Regions from separate parts of the Mus musculus genome. Here all the other regions are linked to region 2. The links are chromatin loops, found by intact Hi-C in ENCODE. Cell type or tissue: left cerebral cortex. All regions are shown on one strand.

Region 1 (8,000 bases), 900 kb after region 2:
AGCAGATACATACACACATATACACACACACATGCAGAGAGAGAGACAGAGAGAGAGAGACAGAGACAGAGAGAGAGAGAGAAAATAACTTAAGTGGACAAAGAGAAAGATCAACTTGCAAAAGCCATCAATAGCATTAGACATCTCTATTGGTCTAGAATACCCCGTCAGAGTTGTTCCAGCTAGGTAGAGATGGCCATCCTAGGTACTGGATGTGGCCATCTTCCAAAAAGAAAGTTCCTTTTGATCTGAGGCAGCCTTGGGCAAGTTGGGTCATCAACCCTAGGGATTGGCTGAACACTAAGCCTGTCTGCTGACAACCCCCGGACACCAAGTCCCTACTTGAGTTTATGTAGAAGGTGCACCTACCTAAAGCCTATCACAGACATTACCTGCCCTTTGGACAAAATAAGGTCAGAGAAACCTTATTTCACAGGATATACTGTCTTAAACAATTCTCCCGATCCCTGGCCTTGGGGAGTTTAAAGTCTAGTAGGCAAGTCAGCTCATAAATCATGATGATGATGTGAAGAGCAAAACAATACATAAAGAAAGAAACAGACATACCCAGTGGGGGTGTTGTGGGAACCTGAGAACACCCAGAAGACCTGGCTGCCTCAGCTTAGGGAAGTCTCCGTAGACAGGGGAGACTTCCCTAGCCACAGAGCCTCCTGTTAGACCAGTGGTTCCCAGCCTTCCTAATGCTGCTACCCTTTAATATAGTTGTGGTGACTCCCAACCACAAAATTATGTCATTGCTACTTCATAACTGTAACTTTGCTACAGTTACAAATCATAATGGAAATATCTGTTTCCAGATGGTCTTAGGCAATACCTGGGAAAGGTCTTTCCACCCCCTAGGGGGTTCCGACCCACAGTGGAGAGCCACCATATTGGAGGACTCTGCTCCCTTTTGTCTTCCAGTCTGCATTTCCTCGTTGCTTTAGTCTCTCCCTCCCTGCCAATATCTTTTGTAGGGACATAATCCTCTTCATTTCTCTTCTCACTTATTCAGCCGTTTTCCTGATTTGCTTTACCGTCTCCAGAGCAATTTCTCTCCATCTAAAGAGCTAGTCCCTCAGCCCGTTGTAAGTTAAGCTTTAAAACCTAATTGTTGTGCGACATTTTTGCACATTGACTGTGATTGCACACCTGGCAAATGGCATTTTCAAGGGATCTGTAGACTTAATGGGTTCAGGTTTCAAATATGTACATAATTAAATTTCTGATCTTAATAAAAAGACATTACAGGCTACATGCTAAGTAGAAACGAAACCGTGGAGAGGGCGGGGGGAGTGGGGACCAGAGTCAGCTAAGAAATGTTTTCTGGTGAGATTTCTAACAGGTTTTACTGCTAGCCCTCAAAGGTTATGTTACAAAATTTACAAAGGGACTATCCTCCAAAGATGCGATATTTGAGACTTAAAGTGTTGTGGCCTGAAATTCACAGAGCAAACGGAAAAACGGTTTATGGCGTGCTGACTTCATGACTGGAGGGAAGTAACACGGTGCACTGACAATAATTGGAGGATTGTAAGCCTCCTCCAAGCGCCTGGCAGCCTTCCATGGCTCTCAAGCCTCCAACCCTGGGAGGAGAAGATCAGTGATAATCTGGGCGTGCCCAGCCACAGCCTCTTCCCGGGGGAGCTTCCCACACACGGAGAGAGCAAGTGGGAACAAACTTCAGCCCCCAGCACATCACCAAGGAACGCTTTCAAGCCGGGCGCATTGACAGCACACTGGAGGCATAGTTTTGGCATGTGAAAAATGGAAAGTTCCCGAAGCGCTGCCGTCTCTGCCAAGAAAAGCCTGTGCAGTCAGGGTTATGGGCTTCTGAGCCCAGGGGGCGTCACAAGATGGGTGGGGAGGTTATCAAGATCCAACAATTAATGCTGCCTCCAGTACCTCCTCGCCTCTGAAACGGGGCGAGCCCCATCAGCCTTTGATGCTCTTTGAGAATCTGGAAGCCAAGGCATTCACTCAGGGATGCAGAGTGATCTCTGCTGCTCAGCCACCTGCAGCGCTTGGGAGCCGCCCCGGGAAAAGATTCATCCTGTCAGTGGCAAGACAGCTTCCGACTGGTTTAACCTTTGGGATGGAATCCCTTGGCTCTGGAGATGAAATGGAGCCTAAGCACACGGCCCAAAGGGGTGCCAGAGCTCTGTAAATCTGAGAATTACTCCTGGTAGTGAGAGGAGGAAGCAGATCATTAAGTTTCCGGGGTTCTGGCATGGATCCCTGCTGCCTCTGAGCTAAAAGTCACGCTGAGTGCCCCTGTGAAGAGAGCCATGGTACACCAGAAACCAAAAGCAGATCTCAAGCCCGAGTCCCGACGGCTGTTCCGGGAACAGAGACTGACTGGATAGGTGCCTGGCTTCCTGCCTAGGTTATGAGGAACCTATGGGAAGGGGCAGCTTCTCCCCACCCAGTCACCAGAACCCGAGATGCTCTCATTGTGCTACAACTCTAAACTCGTTTTCGTTGTTTGAGAATAAGCTAGTTATTCAGTTATACACTGTGCCTGTTGTGAGTTTTTCACATGTGACCTTCCAGTCAGCCTTCAGTTGGGTACGTGTCCTGTGTCGGGTGGTAGGAGAAGATTTTTAAAAAACCAAATTATTAGACATAAAATTACCAAATAATAAATAAAGGTTTAAAAGAAGAATGTGGGACTAAGGTTAAAGTAATACACACACGGAAGATTAGTTTGTATTTAAAGTGCTTTTCTTGTAAAGAATCCGGAGGAATTACTGTGTTCAGCATGTCAGTGCTCATGGTGGGACTTTGAGGGGAAACAGTTGGCAAGAATTCTAAGAGAGGGAAAATAACAGCCACTGTGTATCAAATGGTGAGTCCGTGCTTGTTAATGACACAGTAAGTGGCTTACTTATTCTTTTTCTTCAATGAAATAACAGCAGTTATCTTCAAGTGCAGAAACCATGCACAGAGGAGTTAAATGACCTGGTCAAGGACACACAGCAGAGACCTAGATGTTGCAGTTTTGTCGTCCCCTACAGGCAACTATGTGCACTTCCTCATCTCTTCTCGCTGCAGTTTAAGGAGCAGATTTTTTTAAGTTACTAAGCTATTGGTTGAAAACCTCTCCATAGGACATGTTTATGGATTATCGGTTGCCAAGGCAACCAGGACTCTGTATTCTCAGCTCTGCCTTCCAGGGCAAAGGCAGTGTGCTCTTTTCTTCCCCTTGATTATCCCTTACTGATTTCTCTCACTTCTCTCTCCTCTGTTAAGTGGTTAGACTCTTCAGGGATGTTTGAGTTTTTGCATCCCTACCACAGATGGCTGTACCATGTATGCTATATGTATTCAATGAATATTTAAATGATTGGAAAAAGATGAACCAGAGAATTGGGTATAAAGCAGGAAAAAAAACCAAGAACTAAACGGAATCAAATGCAAGAAGTAAGACTGCATTTATTGAGTACTTACCATGTGCAAAGTGTCGTGATTTCTTTAGTTCAGAAATTATTTAGCATGATCTGCTTACCCTTAGAATAAACTTGTAAAATAATGCCGTAACATTTTCCTCTCATTTATAGACAAGGGGATTAAGATGGGATGGGTTAAGCAGATTGCCTGGCTCACACGGAGACTAAAGCATAGCACGGAATCTGAAACTAGGTGTTCTGGCTCCCAAGGCCAGGCTTTTTCAGTCTCTGTCTTTCAGACTCTTTTAAAGATCATCTGTCTTGTTAAATGCTTCCTCTAAGTTCAAAGCAATCTCCTCCTGAGTCGCAGCAGACCTTCACTCTGAAGTTCCATAAGGACAACCTCGAAATGCTAATCCTATTAGAATCTAGCAGAGTCTCTGAAGTCTGTGGTTGCTCTGGCTTGCCCCTTGAGTGTCCCTCAAAGGCTTTGCTGCCAACCTGGGACGCGACTAGGAGATGGTGAGACCTTGAGCAGGGTAAGACCTGTGGGAGAAAGTGTGGCTGCTGTCAGCGTCCTCTGGTGGGGAAATTGAGGATTGCAGTCTCTTCCTCTTGATAACAGCTTCCAGGAGGTGAGCAGCTTAAAGCCACACGGTCCCATTATGAAGCTACGTCTCCTCACAGGCCTAAAGCAACAAAGACACCTGAATGTGCAATGACACTGCTGGAATCGTGAGTCCAAGTAAACATCTCCTCCTGTTAGGCTGGCAATCTCAGCTTTTTGTGATAGCCATGGAAAGTTAACTAGAACAGTGAAGAAAATATGAATTAGTAGCTAGCTGATACCTACACGGATGGTAGTTAGATGGATAAATTGATGGTTAGGTGGATTCATTAATACCTTGCTTATCTTGATAATAAAGCAAGGATAATGGCAAGAGCAGAGATGAAACATTTACTCGTACAGCAAAGAAGTTATTCTATTTGCTCAAATCGAAGCATAGCATTTTCAAATTTAATTGGTTTTATAGTAAGCATAGAAGTAAAATTTATTTTCATCTTCATATGCCTTGAAATGTAATTAAATAGTTTTAAAGATATTTAAAGTACATATTTAGCCACTTAAAATGGAACGACGATTGGGTTTAACAATGAAAGCCAACATTTTCATGCAGTAGGTTGTCCAAAGAATTTATTGAGAGAGAAAATTGAAGATACATCAAAATATCCCGTAATGTGCTCTGCCCTGCATGTTTGTTCTGCCTTTTTGTCCTTTCTGTAACACTTGAGTGCAGCAATTATGGACTAGGAATGACGAGCTTGAAACATTGACTGGAGAACAGATCTGTAATCTGGTGACAGGTGAGTGTGCAAAAGGCAGTGCCCCTAATGTTTTGTAGAATGCTAGGAGAAACATTTACATTAATTTGTAAATGGGCATATGCACAAATGTAATTTGTCTCACAAATTACATGACAGTCCTCCGCAATAACCACAATATAGCTCCATAATTCCATATCTGAAGCATTATGGACTACGTGTGCTCCAAATTGAGAAATATCAGGACATTGGTAATACATGCTATGGGTAGCATCTGGAACAGCACTCATCTTTAACATTAATGTTCCACTCGTGAAAACAGGAGCAGAGTCACACTAAATGAAGTAAATACATTCCATGCAGTTTTGCATCATTTCAGGTGTGATTTGGCTGCTGAATGGCTTTGTCTCAAACTTATTAGCAACCGAATATCCAAACCTCTTGTCTTCAGAATTGCGGGTGAAGGTGGGGGTGGGGGTGGGGGTGGGGGTGGGGGTGGGTGTTCTATTTCTTGATTTTTTTTTTTGCATGCATCATTAAACCTGGGAAACTGTACGGAAACAGGCACATATCAAACCGCATAGAGGAGCTAGCACACATTCATTCATCCGTTTGTTTGCCCTTAATTCGACCAGTGTGACACAAGCTACAGAAAACAAGCCAGTTAGACTTGGCGATGCATTTTTGATATGAAGCTGATGAGTCTGAACCTGGGGGAAATCTGTTTCTAAAAGGCCTGCCCATCTTTTCTCCTTGGGACAGAGCTCTTCTTGCTGATACTGGCCCTGTACACGCAGCGTATTTGCTCTCAACAGAGTCCTAGCGTTGGGTGAGCACCGAAAAGAAGCAATTCCGTGGGGTCTGAGCAGAATTCTATTTACTCTAAGGGGCTTTCAATGAGCCAGATGAGTAGCTTTTCTGAGGTTTAAAGAAAGGAATGGGGCGGTGGGGGCAGGGGGAGAAACAGTGAAAATTGAAGATAGTGCCACAGGACAGTGCTTGGGGAGAGCGAGAGGCAGGAGCCACAGTTGACAAATGCGTCCTAGATACAGGTTGGGAAACTGCTTTGTCACTTTCTTTCCCGGCCTCTAATTCCCTCTCGTCATTGAACTAAAAGAGTAGGTGTGCCAGACTGAGAGGACAGGCTTGCCCTCTCTCAGGTCACATCGATTTTCCCACTCCATAATGGGTCATGCACCAGGCTGCTTAACAGGGAAACTTTGCGCCCAGGACCCAGGGCGATGGAAGAAGGTAGGCAGGGTCCTGGGCAAGCCTGGAAAGAGAAGTTTAAAGCAGCGAGAGCCTTGGTGCCTACAGGGTGAGATGATAAATCATGTCAGCAAGGCTAGATCCAAAGAGGAGACAGAAATATCACAGGGGAAGGAGTGATTCGTCTTGTGGGGAGACGGCCTCCACAGCATTCGGAAGGCTAGGTTTTGTAATCCCACAGCCCACGCAGGGCAGGAGCTCAGTGAGCAAGGACAGTACCTCCTGGGAGTACTGAACTGAGAGGCTGAGTGAAAAGGAACTTCAGAGCCGACCCTGAAGAAGCAGGTAAGAGCAATCTGCGTATGGCCAGGCCTGGCCACTCAGTCCCCGCCTCCCGACACATACACACAGCTGGCCAGCACAGCCACCAGGTACTGGTCAAGGGACCTGACCTTCTGGTTCTATGGCAATCCTCGTGGGCTGGCTTCTGGCCCAGGTGCCCATGGAGTAAAGCTTCCCCAATAGCTACAGTTTCTGTACTAAACTTGCTGCTTCTCCTGGGGTACCTGTGATTAAAAAAAAAAAAAAAAAAAAAAAAAAAAAAAAAAAAAGGCAAGCCTGTTGCTAGGGCAATAGCATACAACACAATCTTCCCTCGACCCAGAAAAACCTCTCCACAAAGATAGCGGAGACAGAAACAAATCAGTTTAATTGGAGAATAAACATGAAGTCAGGCCGTGGCACACACGAGGTGGTGGGCAGTTCAGTAAGAAGAGGTAAAGCCAATCACATACCGCCTGTTACACAGGTCTCAAAATTAACCACTGGCCCTCAAGTCAGAGGACTCAACTGTACCGGGTAACAGCTGGTAACTGTTGCTTTGTTGGGTTCAAGCAGAAGAAAAGACAACCTTTATCTGGCAGGTGACAGTTCTGGAGTTTGGAGCTATGTGCTGCTGAAGTGAGGCTCCTATGGCCTTGCAGAGACAGCAAGGGTGAGAATGGGTGCCATCTCCTTTGATGTGCCTGAGTTTCAAAGAAATGAAGCCCAGGTCCTGGAGAAAGACACTCCCCAGTCATCAGACTCACAAAAGACCTGTTTAGTTTCAAAGGATGCTCAGACATTTCAGGTAAAGAAAAGAATATTTATAATTATAGGCTTCTAACATAAATGGTCTAGGATAAAGGGGAGGGGAGGGACTCTCATCGCTTATTTTTAACAGGGAGAGTTTATGCTATCTTTTTTAATTTTCAACTGTCTTTGTAATCCTACTGCTAGGTATTGTTATTTGTTGTTGTTTTGGGGTTGGGGGGCGATCATTCTCTGGTAGATTCTAATAGGCTACTCAAAATAGTGATTTTTGTTTTTGAACATGGAAACCAACTGTGAGCTTTGTGGCCTATCCTGGAGATGAATTAAAAGAAGCTCTCAGAATCCAAATCTCTGGAAAGAAGTGGCAGTGGCCTCTACAAAAGGCTCTGGAGGCTGCTGATGCTCCTTCAGGGGAAAAACTCACTGTCTAAATTACAACATCCAACTCCACCCAGTGAGACAGATCAACCCTGCACAAGATGCACAGATATAGATAGTTTGAAGGAATTATTTTCTAGATTCTCACATCTCTTTTCTCATTTTTTTTTAAAAAAGGTCTGTTAGACTATGGCTATGGTCTTCTCCACTACTTCTTTCTCTTCCAAGTGTTCCTGGTCATAGTCTCCTTCTGCATGAATGGGAAGACACAACATGCAGGTCTGTGCTTTCAGGTAGTCAATGTCTTAACCGGATCTACAAGCTTTTACTAAAACTCTCTGCATTCCCAAATAGAAGCACGTATTTCTTCACTACTCAGTCTTAAAGATGGTGCTTTCTCCCCTGGGTGTGTACAGTCCAAATACTCCTAGAAGAAATAACTCTCAAGCGATGGTCCTGGAGCAATGGAGTTTGACAAAGGAGTCCAGGTGACATCTCTTTTTTTTTTTTCCATTTTTTATTAGGTATTTAGCTCATTTACATTTCCAATGCTATACCAAAAGTCCCCCATACCCACCCACCCCCACTCCCCTACCCACCCACTCCACC
Region 2 (8,000 bases):
CAGCTCTTTCCCCTCTGGCAGCAAGTTTCTACTTTGCTCAGTTCAGATTAGGGGTTTTGTTTGTGGTAATGGTGAGGAAGTTTAGCATTGTCCCTGGAGGGGGGTCACTACTTCCTAACTCTGATCTCTGCTTCCTGGAGTGTATAATCACCGTTGTCCCCTTCCTTCACTCCAGCATGTTTTTCTGCTTTTCCTCTTCGTGGGACCCTTCAATTGCCTCGCGAGTTACAGCCGTGCTACCGAGCTTCTGTACAGCCTAAATGAGGGACTGCCCGCCGGAGTGCTCATAGGCAGCCTGGCGGAGGACCTGAGGCTGCTGCCTCGGGCCTCTGGGAGACAGAACCAGCAGTTGCTGCATCCAGAGCGCACTGCCTCTGAGGGGAACCCCCCTCTCTCTTTCAGCTTGGCCTCCGGGGGACTGAGTGGCCAGTATGTGACCCTAAACAACCGCTCCGGCGAGCTGCACACTTCTGCACAGGAGATCGACAGAGAAGCATTGTGCCTGGATGGGGGCGGTGGGGCTGCCTGGGCCGGCAGTACCTCCATTGCCTCCTCTCCTTCTTCTGACTCTTGCCTTTTGCTTCTGGACGTGCTGGTCCTGCCTCAGGAATATTTTCGGTTTGTGAAGGTGAAAATTGCCATCAGGGATATCAATGACAATGCTCCGCAGTTCCCCATTTCTGAAATCTCTGTTTGGGTCCCAGAAAATTCACCTGTAAATACCCGATTGGCTATAGAGCATCCTGCTGTGGACCCTGATGTAGGCATTAACGGTGTGCAAACCTATCGCTTACTAGACTACCATGGCATGTTTACCCTGGACGTGGAGGAGAATGAGAACGGGGAGCGCACACCCTACTTGATTGTCATGGGTGCTTTGGACAGAGAAACCCAGGACCAGTATGTGAGCATCATCATAGCTGAGGATGGTGGGTCTCCACCACTGCTGGGCAGTGCCACCCTCACCATTGGCATAAGTGACATTAATGACAATTGTCCTCTCTTTATAGACTCACAAATTAATGTCACCGTTTATGGGAATGCTACAGTGGGCACCCCAGTTGCAACAGTCCAGGCTGTGGATAGAGACTTGGGGACAAATGCACAGATCACTTACAGTTACAGCCAGAAAGTTCCACAGGAAACCAAGGATTTATTCCACCTGGATGAAGTTACTGGAGTCATTAAGCTTTCCAGTAAGATTGGCGGGAGTGTCCTACAGACACATAAGCTCACCATCCTAGCTAATGGACCTGGCTGTATCCCTGCAGTGATCACTGCTCTTGTATCGATCATCAAAGTCGTTTTCAGACCCCCAGAAATCGTCCCACGTTATATCGCAAATGAGGTGGATGGTGTTGTGTACCTGAAAGAACTGGAGCCTGTTAATACTCCAATTGCGTTTTTTACCATCAGAGATCCAGAAGGTAAATACAAGATTAACTGCTTCTTGGATGGTGAAGGGCCATTCAGGCTGGCACCCTACAAGCCGTACAACAATGAATATTTGTTGGAGACCACAAAGCCTATGGACTATGAAGTGCAGTCCTTCTATGAAATAGCTGTAGTGGCCTGGAACTCAGAGGGATTTCATGTCAAGAGAATCATTAAAGTACAACTTTTAGACGACAATGACAATGCCCCTGTTTTCCTTCAGCCCTTGATAGAATTGACCATTGAAGAAAACAACGCACCCAATGCCTTTCTGACAAAGCTCTACGCTACAGATGCTGACAGTGGAGAGATGGGACGAGTTTCCTACTTCTTGGGACCTGATGCTCCGTCATACTTTTCCTTAGACAGTGTCACAGGGATTCTGACAGTTTCTACTCAGCTGGACAGAGAAGAGAAAGAGAAGTACAGGTATACTGTCCGAGCAGTGGACTGTGGGACGCCACCCAGAGAATCAGTGGCTACAGTGGCCCTCACTGTGTTGGATAAAAATGACAACAGTCCGAGGTTCATCAACAAGGACTTCAGCTTTTTTGTCCCAGAAAACTTTCCGGGGTATGGTGAAATTGGAGTCATCAGTGTAACAGATGCCGATGCTGGAAGGAACGGATGGGTAGCCCTGTCCGTAATGAACCAGAGTGACATTTTTGTCATAGACACAGGCAAGGGTATGTTGAGAGCTAAAGTCTCTTTAGACAGAGAACAGCAAAGCTCTTACACTCTGTGGGTGGAGGCTGTTGACGGGGGTGAGCCTGCCCTTTCCTCTACCACAAAAATCACAATTCTTCTTCTGGACATCAACGATAACCCTCCTCTTGTTTTATTCCCTCAATCTAATATGTCTTATTTGCTGGTCCTACCTTCTACTCTCCCTGGCTCACCAGTAACAGAAGTCTATGCGGTTGACAAAGACACAGGCATGAATGCTGTCATAGCTTATAGCATCATAGGGAGAAGAGGTCCCAGGCCTGAGTCTTTCAGAATTGACCCCAAGACTGGCAACATCACTCTGGAGGAAGCCTTGCTTCAGACAGATTATGGGTTGCATCGCTTACTGGTGAAAGTGAGTGATCACGGATACCCTGAGCCTCTCCACTCCACAGTCATGGTGAACTTATTTGTCAATGACACTGTCAGTAACGAGAGCTACATTGAGAGCCTTTTGAGAAAGGAGCCAGAAATTAATATAGAAGAGAAAGAACCACAAATCTCAATAGAGCCAACTCATAGGAAGGTAGAATCTATGTCCTGTATGCCCACATTGGTAGCTCTGTCAGTCATAAGCTTGGGCTCCATCACACTAGTTACAGGGATGGGAATATACATCTGCTTACGGAAAGGTAAAAAGCATCACAGGGAAGATGACAATTTGGAAGTACAGATTCCATTGAAAGGAAAAATTGACTTGTGTATGAGAGAGAGAAAACCAGTGGATATTTCTAACATTTGATATGCCATTGTGGAATAACATGGAGGGACATTGTAACTGCCATAGGTAGTCTTTGTCAAGCAGACAACATTGTGCTGACACAGTTCCACTAAAGGACAATTAATTTATAACTTGTACTATATTGTAAATAGCTGTTTACAGGTTTTTAATGCAAAATCAGAAGTTATAAAATGTGTACAGAATTTTTAAATGAAAATTAGTACTAACAGCTATATCATTGTTATTTATATATATATATAAATACCTATATGTAAAATGTTGGATATAACTGGCAGCTCTAATACACCAAGCAGATGACTGTCAAAACTCAAGACTAAGGTAAGAGAAGTACATTTTTGTTGTTTCTAAAATGTCTTTTCACCACAAGAGGGCACCAGCTTCCCCTTTGCAGGGATCTGTGGCATTGTACATGATAGTTGTTGTACAGGAAATTAAGGAGAGAGTATATTTTAAATATATTGTTTTTAACATTAAATGTAAAATTAAGGTAAACTGAATTCTCTGCTTAAATATATGACAAGAAAGAAAAGAAATCCACTTGCAAACAGAAAATGTATTACCTCATAGGTACACCGATTTTAGTTTGAAAGAGAAGGCATTTTGAAAAGAAGTACAATTATTTAGGGGCAAGCATCAAAACACATTGCCATGTGTTATAAACTTGACCTGCTGAAGAGTGCGATGTTTCGTGTAACGCCTCCTGCTCTCTGTTTGCTTTCCTCCTGCACTTGCTAGAATTAAATGGGGTTAGGAACCATCTGTGTATTCTTCCGTTCGTGAAAAGCATCTAGACATTGTACTCAGTAAAAGATCAAGACACACATCAGTGTCTCAATCTCTACTTGCTTGCTTGGTGTTTATGATATCTTAGTGCACTCTTCGCTGGTCAGCAGCAAGTTTTCCGTGGGTTTTATGTTAGCGTGGGTCCACTTCTGTTCATCTACCCTATAAGAAAAATAAAAGTTGTATTCAGATTGAATTCTTCAAAAGGCTACTGTACGCTGTTGGTTGTTTGAGTTAGGCATTTTATATGAAAGTTACACTTTTTGTAGTTGTTTTGGACGATTAGCTAAAGTTCTGGCTTCCCTATTTGCTTCTGGAATACATCCAAAGTTTTATTTGTAAGCCCATCTGCAGATTATTTTGATGATTTAGTTTTTACCAGTCTTTTGCAATGAAGAAACCTGGTTTGTCGGTGATTTCTATCGCTTCCTTCTTTGCATGAGATGGGGATTTTATTTTATGTAAGAACTGTAGCAAAGTTGTCTGTGTAAACAAGAAATGTGTTAGCTTCAAAGTGAGTCGCTTTACTTATCACCCTCATGTGTCTGTACCATACCAAAATTGTTTATATGTCTGCAAATTAAAAGTTTATATTTTCACATTTTCTTGATTATTTTTACCATTTTATATTTGAACACTGGCTTGTTCTTTCACTGAAGTGCCTGCTATTGGTGTCTGTTTCTAGGATTAAGTGTGAGAAATAGTGGTATTCTGCTATGCTAAAGTTTATATTAAACTAATCCATGACCTAATTAAGCACTGGGTAAATTATTAAGGGTGTGTAAATTGTAGACATATATAGAAGAGAATTTGCTTATATGTTTAAGTTCCTATGAAAATTTGCATTCATGCATGACTATATTCCCATTAGCTAATTATAGACTTAATATCACTGTGAGTGTTCCCTCACATCCCAGCAACCTCTGTGCTTATTGTGTTTCACTAACTTGCAATATTTTAAGATAATAGCACACGATAAAAAAGCTTAAATATAAACACAGGACATATTAGATTTATATTAATTGCTTATTCTTGTTTTCTTCACTTTGATAATATAGATAAATAAATATATAAGGCAACAGAATCTAAGACAAAAAATTCAATATATTTTCATGAATGCTCCTTTTGTATGATAGACACTTGAAATAAAAGACTTATAAGACCATCAAAGCCCATAAACTGTTCATTCACAACTCTTACATAACAAAGAAGCAACACATTTTTTACAGTCAGTTTGTTTAGTTTTTTTTTTTTTAATAAAAGGAGAAGCTACATAAAAGACATGAGGCAGCATTAATAAAATAAATAAATCCTCCACAAGCTTCATGACTTTTAGCATCATTATAAAAAGAGAAAACATTCTATTCATTTCACAATTTGAGCATGGTTCATGTGTTTGGGGGCGGTTTGGTTATTGAACTTCATTTCTTGCATGAGAAATATCAATGACCTTAATAAAATTATGTATTCATAAATAATTTTGTTGTAGGATTTCCTTTGCATATTATTTTGTTCACATTAAAAGCAGACATAGCAGGGAAAGCTAAAGTAAATTAGGCTTAGACATAAAAGCTTCTTTTTCCTGAGACCCTGTGCTACAACTGTTGCCAAAATGTATGCTAATCATGTCAATGTTGTTAGTTAAGCTGGCACCAAGATAACTGTTCCATTCATTAAAAGACCTAATATCCATTTAACAGTTTGAGAGCCAGTGAGTTCCCTTGCCCAATTTAATGATGAAGGGATGTCTCTGATATCTGCCCTGCCAAATACATCTTACACTATGGAGGAAAGGGTTCATTAATTTGAACTTGAAAATATAAAACGAATATAGCAATTTCATCTGGGTAAGTAAATAATTCACATTATCTTTTCAATACTTGATTCATGATCATAAACTTTTTAAAAAGCTATTCATTTTTTTCTGGCAGATACACTTTTATCAAGAACTCAAAACTAGCACACACATACACACAAACACATACACAGAAACATACATATACACAAACACACATACTTACACAAATATACACACACACACAAACACACATACTCACACACAATCAAACATACACAAGCACACATAAACACAAACATGCACATACACAAGCACACACACACACACACACACACCTCTTAAAAAAAACCTAAGAAACTGGCACATTAGTAAAAACCTAATCCCTAGTATTTTAGATGCCAGTCCAGTGTTTTAGAAAATAGCAGGCTTGATTGTACTGTCAGAAAAAGAAGCATTAAGAACAGCATATAAAGTTGACTTAATTGCAATAAGAAGTCTCACAAAGATTCTAATTTTGCACCCCTGGAAGATGTCTATCTTAACAATCAAAAATAAGAAGAAAAAAAAGGGAACAAAAAGAAAGAGAGAGGGAGGGAGAGAGAGAGACAGAGAGAGAGAGAGAGAGAAAGACAGAGACAGAGACAGAGACAGAGACAGAGACAGAGAGATCAAGCAATTCTCCTTGAAGACTAATTTCAGCATATTGACCTTTGGCACAGGAGATAAAATGCAATCAAAAGGTAGCTGTGGAAGGGGGTGTTCTTTGGCTCCATGGGGCAGCCTCAGTTCATGGATACATAGAACACACATACCTGGGGTGCTTTTCTACTGAATTTACACACACAGGGTAAAGCAGTCTGCTATTACAAAATATCCACATTGCTGACGTACATACTCTGCCTATCACGGTGTGGTAACATGCACATGGTGAATAAATATTGACAAGAGAGCTGCCAGGAGTGCAAGAAAGCTTAAAAAGTTACTAAGTAAATTTATTCCTAATGACTGGGAGATGCAGATCTGTCATCTTTTCCCTGGTTATTGTAATGAAAACATCATGTAGATTTTGAGATAGAATATGCTCAAATCAATCTTTAATAATTTTCAAATGTCACATATTTATATATAGTAGTTCTTAATAATTCCACTTTTCTTCTGTAATAAACCCCTAAATTTAAATTATTTCCCATTACATTTATTTTATTTTTAGTGGGGCCATGGTTTACGCATGTGTGGAGGTCAGAAGACAACTTGTACCAGTTTGTCCCAGGGATCAAACCCAGATTGTGAAACGTGTCAAGCCTCTTTACCCCCTGAGCCATCGCACTTAGCCTCTGGATTGCCTTCCTTTAAGAGTATCACACAAAGTATATGAATCTCACTGAACCTAATAGTGTATAAAGTCAGAACACTGTGCTTCTCATTTTTACATATATTTCCCATGCATAATTAACACAGAATTAGCAGTCAAGGATACAGAGTCCCTTACAAATATGCATTATGATGTGGAAGGCCTATAAGAAAACAAAATTTAAAAACCTTCTACCTAATAAAACTTCCTATTTTATGGGTATCATGGAAACAGGACCTACCCTAATCCTAGAAAGTTCCAGAAGACCTAAAAACAGAAGTGATTTCTATTCTGTGTCCCTCTCAAAACTGTCTAATAGTATTTCGAAGTGTCCTCTTAGGCAGCAGGGTGTAGGAAGAGAGAAAGTTATCTGAGAATGACAGAACTATATATGTGAAAGTGATGTGTGAGCATGTGTGTGTGCAGTTACCACCCTTCCAGGCTTCAGAGAAAAAAACAATGAAAGAAATCAAAAAGTGGTTTGCTAAATTAGAATCTTAATTAAAAAAAATTTAAAAGAGCATTTTGATGATGTGTGTAAATTTTGTAGAAAAGTAAATACATATTGGACAAAATATTTAACTAAAAAAATCTTTACACTATAACATATGAAACAGATGTCATAGGAACTGATAAAACTGATGGTAATATAGGAATTTGCATATGATAACAAGCAAGTTGTTTTTGAAATTTACCTTGAGCTTATTTTATTTTATTTTATTTTATTTACAAAACTGAAAAGCATAAGTAATTACATTCACATTAAATCAGCAATGAGAGAGTTGAGGCAGTAGCTGCCATGCCTAATGTTGGCTTTTATGAGAGATGAAATTACAAAGGCATCGATTTCCCCAGTTTATTTCATCTTTATGTCTGTCAATTGTATTCAATTTACCAAACATTACTCAGTGTCCATGTGGTAGATATTTCATTATGAGGATAATGTCGCCAAATATGTCTTATTCTAAACATTTGCTTCTGTATTTGGCATGCAGGCACGATTTAAATGCTCATACACAAAGGTTTCATGCTGGAAACTTGGGGAAAAGATAGTGAGATGTGAATAGATGGTATTCAGGATAACATTGTTTCGGGTAGTTTTTATTTTTTTTTGAAGAATTATCTGTACTTTGTAGTCAATAAGAACATTTTTATGCACAGTTTAA
Region 3 (8,000 bases), 190 kb after region 2:
TGATTTAATCTTTTTTCCCCCAAATTATCCCAAAATATCTTTGTCAAAAACTTCATGGTATCTAGAGTAGAATTTCTAAGCCATTTTCCTTTGTCTACTTCCCATCTACTACTCCAGCTACAGGAGCGCTGAGTTAGAGTTGCAAAACAACACATCTGCCCATTTATGCGATCTGTGGGGATTAAGTTCAGATTGTCAGGCTTACAATTAGTGCTGGTATTTGATGAACCATTTCCCCAGCCTAGAAATACAGAATGACTAAAAAGTGAGTAGGGATGAAGCATATTTTATTGAAATAATTGTTTAGAATTGCTGAGTACCTTATAAGTTAGACATAAAATTCTAAGATAAATGCAGATATAATGGCTGTATTGCCAAATTATTGGACAATAAAGAAATGTATTTGTTTATCTGATTTATGAGTACACAATGAAGCAGCTATGATAAACAATGGTTTGATCTCTGTTGTTGATGCCTATCATCTGATAGTCTGCCTGAAAGATTGAGCTAAGAATTTGCATGTCAGTGTCTTAAGTCCAGTGATAGGACAAAGGGTTCAATTGAGGCTTTGTTAAATGTTTCCTCTTCCAGGTCCTAAATGAGAGTAGCAGATGAAATCTTGCCTTATCAAAGAAACAATACTAGGGGCTGGAGAGGCAGCTCAGGGACGAGAACTCATTCTGTTCATACACAGAACCTGAGTTGTGTTCCAACAACCCACACAGGCCAGATCACAACCATCTGTAACTCCAATTCCAAGAGATCAGATAGTTTCTTCTGCTCCTCACACACCTACATATGCACAAAGCATATATCCACATGATATATATCAACAAATGCATGTATACATATATAAAATGAGTTGTTCTTGAAATGATAAAGATAGGTTAGAGAAACTGATAAAAGATAAGAAATATCTTAAAAGGAAAAGTCTGGCATTTGCCTCAAATCTGACAGTTTCTCTTGCTAACCTCTAAACCTTTATTCTAACATGACAAAGATTGTAGGATTTCACACTAATCGAGACAAATAGAATTTAGTATACTGAATTATTTAAGTGAAAATAAAATTCAAAAAGTAGTTTTTGAAGCTCATTAGATTTTGAAACACTTATTTTTAATTTTAGTGATGTAAAGATAAGTTCAAATATTTACAAATAAAAATTAAATGAATCATTTTTTTCTCAAGTTATAAAATACTGAATATATGCTTCATTTGTTTTGTGTGAGTGTAGATGACTCTCATGGCTAATACTTATTGCTTTGAAACTGTATATAAGAGATAAGAATAAATTTTAGTGTTTTTGTAAAAATTCAAATCTGCCTTTATGATCTCATTCCATTTCTTCTCGGCTTAATTGAAGTCTTTGGGTCCCTCTTCATCTCCATAATCTGTAAGCTATAGAGAATAACAAATACACAGACGTAGACCTATATTTCTCTGAATTAATACTAAGTAGATCACTTTACCACTTGCTTAATCAACAATTTTGCAGTACTGCCTACTGTACTATGTAAAAATTATTAGTTCCTTAGTTATGTATGTATGTGTGTGTATGTATGTGTGTGGTGGGGTGTGTCTGTGTGTGGACTTTATGGGTCAATTTATTTTTATAGATGTTTTCATATGTGTATAGCCCACACTACATTCCTCATCTCTACTTTTGTTTTTCTTTTCTGTTTTTTGTTTGTTTGCTTATATGATTGTTTGTTAGCTTTTTGGGTCCTAATTATTCTACCCTTTAATACAGTTCCTCACATTGTGATGACCCCCAACTATAAGTTTTTCTGCTTACTCCTTCATAGCTGTATTTTTGTTTATTATGAACACTATTATGAACATTTTTGGAAACAGAGGTTGGACAAAGGGGCATCTACCCACACAATGAGTACCTCTGGTCCAGAGATTAGTAAAATGGAATACTACTCAGTTATTAAAAAAATGAATTTATGAAATTCCTAGGCAAATGGATGGACCTGGAGGGTATCATCCTGAGTGACGTAACCCAATCACAAAGGAACTTTCACAATATGTACTCACTGATAAGTGGATATTAGCCCAGAAACTTAGGATACCCAAGATATAAGATACAACTTGCCAAACACATGAAATTCAAGAAGAACGAAGACCAAAGTGTGGACATTTTACCCTTTCTTAGAAATGGGAACAAAACACCCATAGAAGGAGTTACAGAGACAAAATTTGGAGCTGTGACGAAAGGATGGACCATCTAGTGATTGCCATATGCAGGGATCCATCCTATAATCAGCTTCCAAATGCTGACACTATTGCATACACTAGCAAGATTTTGCTGAAAGGACCCAGATATGGCTCTCTCTTGTGAGACTATGCCGGGGCCTAGCAAACACAGAAGTAGATGATCACAGTCAACTATTGGATGGGTCACATGGCCCCCAATGGAGGAGCTAGAGAAATTACCCAAGGAGCTAAAGGGAACTGCAACCCTATAGGTAGAACAACAATATGAACTAACCAGTACCCCGGAGCTCTTGTCTCTAGCTGCATATGTATCAAAAGATGGCCTAGTCGGCCATCACTGCAAAGAGAGGCCCATTGGACTTGCAAACTTTATATGCCCCAGTACAGGGGAACGCCAGGGCCAAAAAGGGGCAGTGGGTGGGTAGGGGATGGGGGGGTGGGTATGGGGGACCTTTGGGATAGCATTGAAAATGTAAATGAGGAAAATACCTAATTAAAAAAAAAGAAAGCAGCAAAGAGACAGAAAAGGTGAAGCAATATTTTCTTTCTTTTTTTTTTAGTATTTAAAGCAAAATTTAAATTTAAATTTATGTTGATCATATTTTTCCTCTTCCAAATTCTTGTTTAATCTCTCCAATTTCCTAGCCATTCAATTTTCAAGTTCTTTCTAAAATAAATAAATAAATAAATAAATAAATAAATAAATAAATAAATATCCAATACAAGAACACAAACACCCCCAACCAAGAAAATAAAAACCCCCTCCGAAAAACCCCCACACAATTGTAAACAAATAAGATTACATGCAAAAATAACAGTGAAGTCTAGTATATGTTATATATACATGATTTCTGTCCTAGAGTGATTGGTATTAGAGAAAACAAATTTTCTCTCTCTGAGCAGGTAAAAGTGACAGTTAAATGGTTAACCTTTACCTTAGTGGCTAAGTTTTATTCATTCATTTATTCATTCATTTACTCATTCATTTTTGAAGTATAAGGAAATTAAATACAGTAAGGTAAAACAAAAACTATCGCTAGGGGTCATTTTATCGCTACTTTCTCTTCTTTAAGTCGGGATTATTTGGTTTTATCTTAGGTCCCTAGTCAACATAGTCTCAAGTTCCTTTTCCCTCAAGCAATGTTGGGTATGGGTTTCATATAATGGAGTGAGTGGCCTTCAATGAAATCAGTTATTGGTGGGTTACTCCCACAAGCCCTGTGCCACATTGCCCTGGTGGATTCTGCAGCTAGTACACCATTGTAGATGAAAGTGTTGCTGGCCATGCCTAGCTTTTTGTGTGGGTGCTGAGGATATGGATGTTAAGTTCTCATCCTTTTATAACTACCAGATTACGGACAGAACAAGTTTGAGTATCACAGATGCACAGCAACACATGTATATTTTTGCCTGAATATTTGGGATCCTAACTCAAGATCCCAGGCTTGTATGGGAAGCACTTTACTCAGTGACCTATCATTTAGCTAGCATCAAAGGTTGTAATATGACTTAGTTACTGGCAAAAATCTTGGCTGTTCCTACAATTCCTGCTTTCAAGTACACCCCCAAATATCTTCTAACTTAATTATTATTAGTTATTCAAAATCGTAAACTTAATGTGTTCAGCAACAACATTCCAATCTTCCATTCGAAGCCTGCTCATTCTTATCTGGAATGAGTCATGGCATCCTTATTCAGCTATTTCTCGGGTATATTTTGGTGTTTTCTTGTGTTCTGTTCCCCTCTTTATTTCTTCTCTAATCCATTAGCATTCCTATTGCCTGTACCTTACTAACATGTCTAGAACTCAAATCACTAAGTGGTAATCTTCTTTAAGGGCACAATTTTCTCTTGTCCATATCAATAGATTTCAAGGATATTTTTACTGTTTCTACCAAACGGTTCTTTGCTTTCTGTTTCTCACCGGGATTCCTTAAAAGACGAGACCTGAGGTGATATATTTATTTTTGGAGAATTTTTAATTGGTTTACATGACTGGATTCTGGGTAGGTCAGCAGTGGCAGTCTGCAGAGAAGAGAACACTCTATCTGCTCAGTCCAAAGAATGGGCAGCTTCACATCCAGGGGAACCAAAGGTGCACCTCAGCCTATGGCCTTCAGCCTGGAATCTCCAAAGAGTCCCAGTGAATTCACATTGAGCAATATAAAACACCTGTAGTCTTATACCTTAGGTGTTACCAGCAGCAACAGTTACATTGGCTCAGGAAGGACTTGTATTGCATACCTGCTTTCTCGTTCCCTTTAAGTCGGCCCTTGCTTCCCCAGCTTGTCAGATGTTATGACCCACACTCATCACATCCCTTTCCCTGATATGTTATGCTTAGTATGAATCCTCACCAGAGGTCCACTCACAGATACATGCAACAGTACGCTGCATTAATTCTCTGAGCATTTCTCAGTCCAGTCAAGTTGACAGTGAAGGTTAAACATCATACTTCTATATACTTCCCTCCCACACAAAAACGATAGCTTTAATCATTTCTTATTTCAGCTAAAAGAAATTGTCACAAAATTAGTGGCTCAAAACGTTTATTATCCTATCGTCCCATAAATGTTTGAGCACAGGGTGATTTAGTTGATTTTGTGTTTAAGTAAAACGCTAGAGGGCAGCAGAACGGAATGCTTTTCTGGAAGTTCTAAGGAAATAGGACTCTCTGGTCATCAGTGCTATTCAAGCATCTCAGTGTAGGTTGGAGACTCCAGGTTTTCATTGTGGCCTTTGGCTAAGTATGGTTCTCAATTTGTAGAAGTCCTCCATATTTCTCTTACTTGCCCATTTATAGCCAGGAATGTGTGGGGCCTGGTTTTCTCAATTTACCTTTGCTTTGCCTCTATTGTATTTTACCTGTCTGAACAAAATGGAGACATTTCCCTAGTTATATCATCCTGCTGTATAATAAACCCATGATGATCTTCCTCTCCCAAGACCCATGACCTTAAATATCTTTTCAAATTGCTTCCACAGATGTACCTGGGTTACTGAATTATTGAATAACCAAGGGAAGAGATCTTAGGAAGCAGCTTTAGAACCCTGCCTCTGAGAGCAGCCTGCTTTCCCAAAGACTCTGCTACACATAAAATAAATGAAGTTCTAGTCCATTCTCCATTGCATAATGGTTTCTTAGTTTATGCAAAGTAGACACCAGATTACTTATATAGGTCTACAGAACCTAGTGCAATCCCTTTTCCATTACCTAGGATTTTATTTCTTATAACCCCCATTCATGTTTCCACTGATTTTTAAAATACTCCTTTTAAAAGATTTTAAAATATTCAATTATTCATCTACTTCTGACTTTAAAATAATGGGTATAGTTCATTTTTCTTCACCATTGTTTCTCTATATTAGTGTTTATTATAGACAGGATAATCCTTTCTTGTGTAGTTTTTATATATTATCAAATGTTAAGCATACTTCTGGTTTCTATTCATTAGATGAATTCATTCATTTTCTGATATATCTACATATTACCCAGTGCATCTTTGTTAACACAATTTCCACTAGTTACAATGACAAAACTTCATGGTGGCTAATAACAAAGTCACCTAGCCACTAGTTGCAGAAACCAGCACCGTTAAACTTCCAATTTCAGGATTTCAGGAATTGAGGGATTCTTTTTATTCCCCCAGATAGTATATAAACAAGTTACTTTGTAAAGATAAAAAGGAAATGACAATAATTTCAATACAAATTTGCAACCTTGACTCAAAACATTGATCACACATAAGCTTAAGAAAAGAATGTACAATAAAAACAAAAACAATGTATTATAATTAGACACATGGCTGAGGCAACTATCAGAAGAGAAGAGCAGAAAGGAGCTGGTTAATACTGTACAAATTCTACCATCAGTCTTCTTCATACTTGCGTAGCAATTATTAATAGTCCACCACCTAGTTGTAGGAAATACATTTTCAATAAACTGAGACTGTGTGTTTAAGAAGCATCTACTAAATATTAAACTTCATTTTGACTAGGTTTTAAATAAGAGCTTAGTACATGTCCTTTGGCAGTCAGCATATGGTTAGTTACTCTTGATTTGAGAGAACTGAAAGACCTGGGGAAACAACATTTAATAAATGAGTTCAAGTGATTTCAATTTGTTGTAGTGGAAATTTTCTGGATGATGTAATAGTCCCATGTTAGTTCTGATTTCTGGACAGAAACAAAAGTGTCAGTTCAAAACCAAAAACGTAGGCAAGAGAAAAAAATCTAGCAACAGCTGGGCAAGAAGGAAAACCACAGCCTTCCTCAGAGTGACCAGCTTCGTGACTGCCAAATTTAACTCCAAATACAAGAGATTATGATTTAAGTTTACCTGAGAATTTAGGCATCACCAAAAATACAAAGTGACAATGATATTATACCAACTGCAGATAAAAAAGTTCAATATGAAGTCAATATATTTCAAAATTAATTATATAATTAACATATAACAACAGGATCAGTATATCTTCAATATTGTTAGAGTTGATATTTCTTGTGAAGCAAATTAAAGTGTATCTTATTTGTTGCAGTTCATATTTATGGGTAGCCCGATTTATGTTTAAAAAGTCTTCCTTTGTCAACAGTTATTTTGTCATTCAACCATTTGCTGAGAGTCTGCTCGGCAATAGCAAACACAGGAGATCCAATGCCTTAGGCCACCGATTTGTGTTCTATTTGAATAAGAAAGTAAATAGAAACACAAACAAGTATGAAAAAATAAAATGTGAGTTAATGATAGTAATAAACATGCAATGATAGGTCTCAGGGTTAACAACTTGCGTGGCTAGAAAGGCTCCTAAAAACGTGAGAGACACAAAGCTAATAAGATGTAAAAGGAAAGAAGATCTTTGAAAGTCCAAGGAATGTAAACATCTGCTATCATATTAAAACCCTCTGCTACCTTTTTGGGATTGTGAATTAATTTCTTGTAGAAGCACTTTTGGGAGCCGCCTATCAGACATCCCATGTACCTATATTACTATTGGTAACAGTAGCAAAATTACAGTTACTAACTCATAGCAGGATACTTTTTGTGGTGTTGGTTATCACAACATGAGGAACTGTACTAAATGCCTCTACCACTAGGAAGGTTGAGAATCACTGTGCTAGGGAAAACTTAGGTTGGAATACTGTAAAAACTAGAAGTGATGGAGAATTTCCAGATGTTGCCTATCTGTCACCTGATGCGCTAAAAGCAAATAACAACTTTCTAAGTGTATAAGTCCTCATCTTCTGCATGATTATAGTAAATTTGGGTGTATACAGATTGCCTCTCCAATCCTCATTCGTAAAATACCATGGATCTTAATAAACTTCCTTATTGCACTAGATATAGGTGTTAACCTCTGAAAATCATCATCAACCTCGAAATTTTAAGTTATTTGTATTATCAGATTCCTTTCTAATTTTCTTATCTAAATGAACTACTTTTTATTCAGAGAGTGAAATTTTTCTGCATAACTAGGGAGGGCTGGTGAGATAACACTTCACTATGAGCCTAGATTGGTCTCAAATTTCCAGTCCTTCTGCCTCAAACTCCTAGGTCCTGGGATCATGGACCTGCACTAATTTTGTTTGTTTAATTTATTTATTTTTAACCACTGCTGTGATTTTTTTCCATCCAAATCTTCCAATCGCTGCCCCCCTCTTGTTCCCCCACAGAGTCCTTCCTCCCAAACCCCTCTGCTTCTCCTCTGAGAGGTGCTCCCCTACCCCTGGGTATCCTTTCACCCTGGAACATCAAGTCTCAGCATGGTTATGTGCAACCTTTG

What was found. A loop is a pair of places that touch in the nucleus more often than their neighbours do. Peaks named below come from ENCODE experiments on the same cell type or tissue, not always from the same donor. Only the 100,000 strongest peaks of a DNase experiment are listed, where the experiment ranks them.
Region 1: a loop joins it to region 2, with 8 times the contacts of the local background. A loop is called at or near these places in 5 of 42 quality-filtered maps.
Region 3: a loop joins it to region 2, with 2.5 times the contacts of the local background. A loop is called at or near these places in 2 of 42 quality-filtered maps.

What each region holds. Positions count from the first base shown.
Region 1 is chr14:87,562,330-87,570,329 of GRCm38, reverse strand. No RefSeq gene overlaps it. Among named protein-coding and RNA genes, the nearest start is that of Tdrd3, 150 kb to the right of the region's middle. In left cerebral cortex, CTCF peaks have their summits at 3,017 and 3,972 (motif pointing left); DNase peaks (open chromatin) are centred at 1,630, 1,983, 3,024 and 3,890; H3K4me3 peaks cover 1,093 bases; H3K27ac peaks cover 543 bases.
Region 2 is chr14:88,461,906-88,469,905 of GRCm38, reverse strand. It overlaps Pcdh20 (protocadherin 20), which reads left to right. Exons shown (of 3, transcript NM_178685.5): 3 at 176-5,159. The coding sequence ends at 2,902. Among named protein-coding and RNA genes, the nearest start is that of Pcdh20, 5.5 kb to the left of the region's middle. In left cerebral cortex, CTCF peaks have their summits at 324 and 3,271 (motif pointing right); DNase peaks (open chromatin) are centred at 2,481, 3,266, 3,787, 5,309 and 2 more places; H3K4me3 peaks cover 2,140 bases; H3K27ac peaks cover 1,215 bases.
Region 3 is chr14:88,275,389-88,283,388 of GRCm38, reverse strand. All of the region lies in intron 3 of Gm33203 (a long non-coding RNA gene), which reads left to right. Among named protein-coding and RNA genes, the nearest start is that of Gm33203, 58 kb to the left of the region's middle. In left cerebral cortex, a CTCF peak has its summit at 4,845 (motif pointing right); a DNase peak (open chromatin) is centred at 4,853.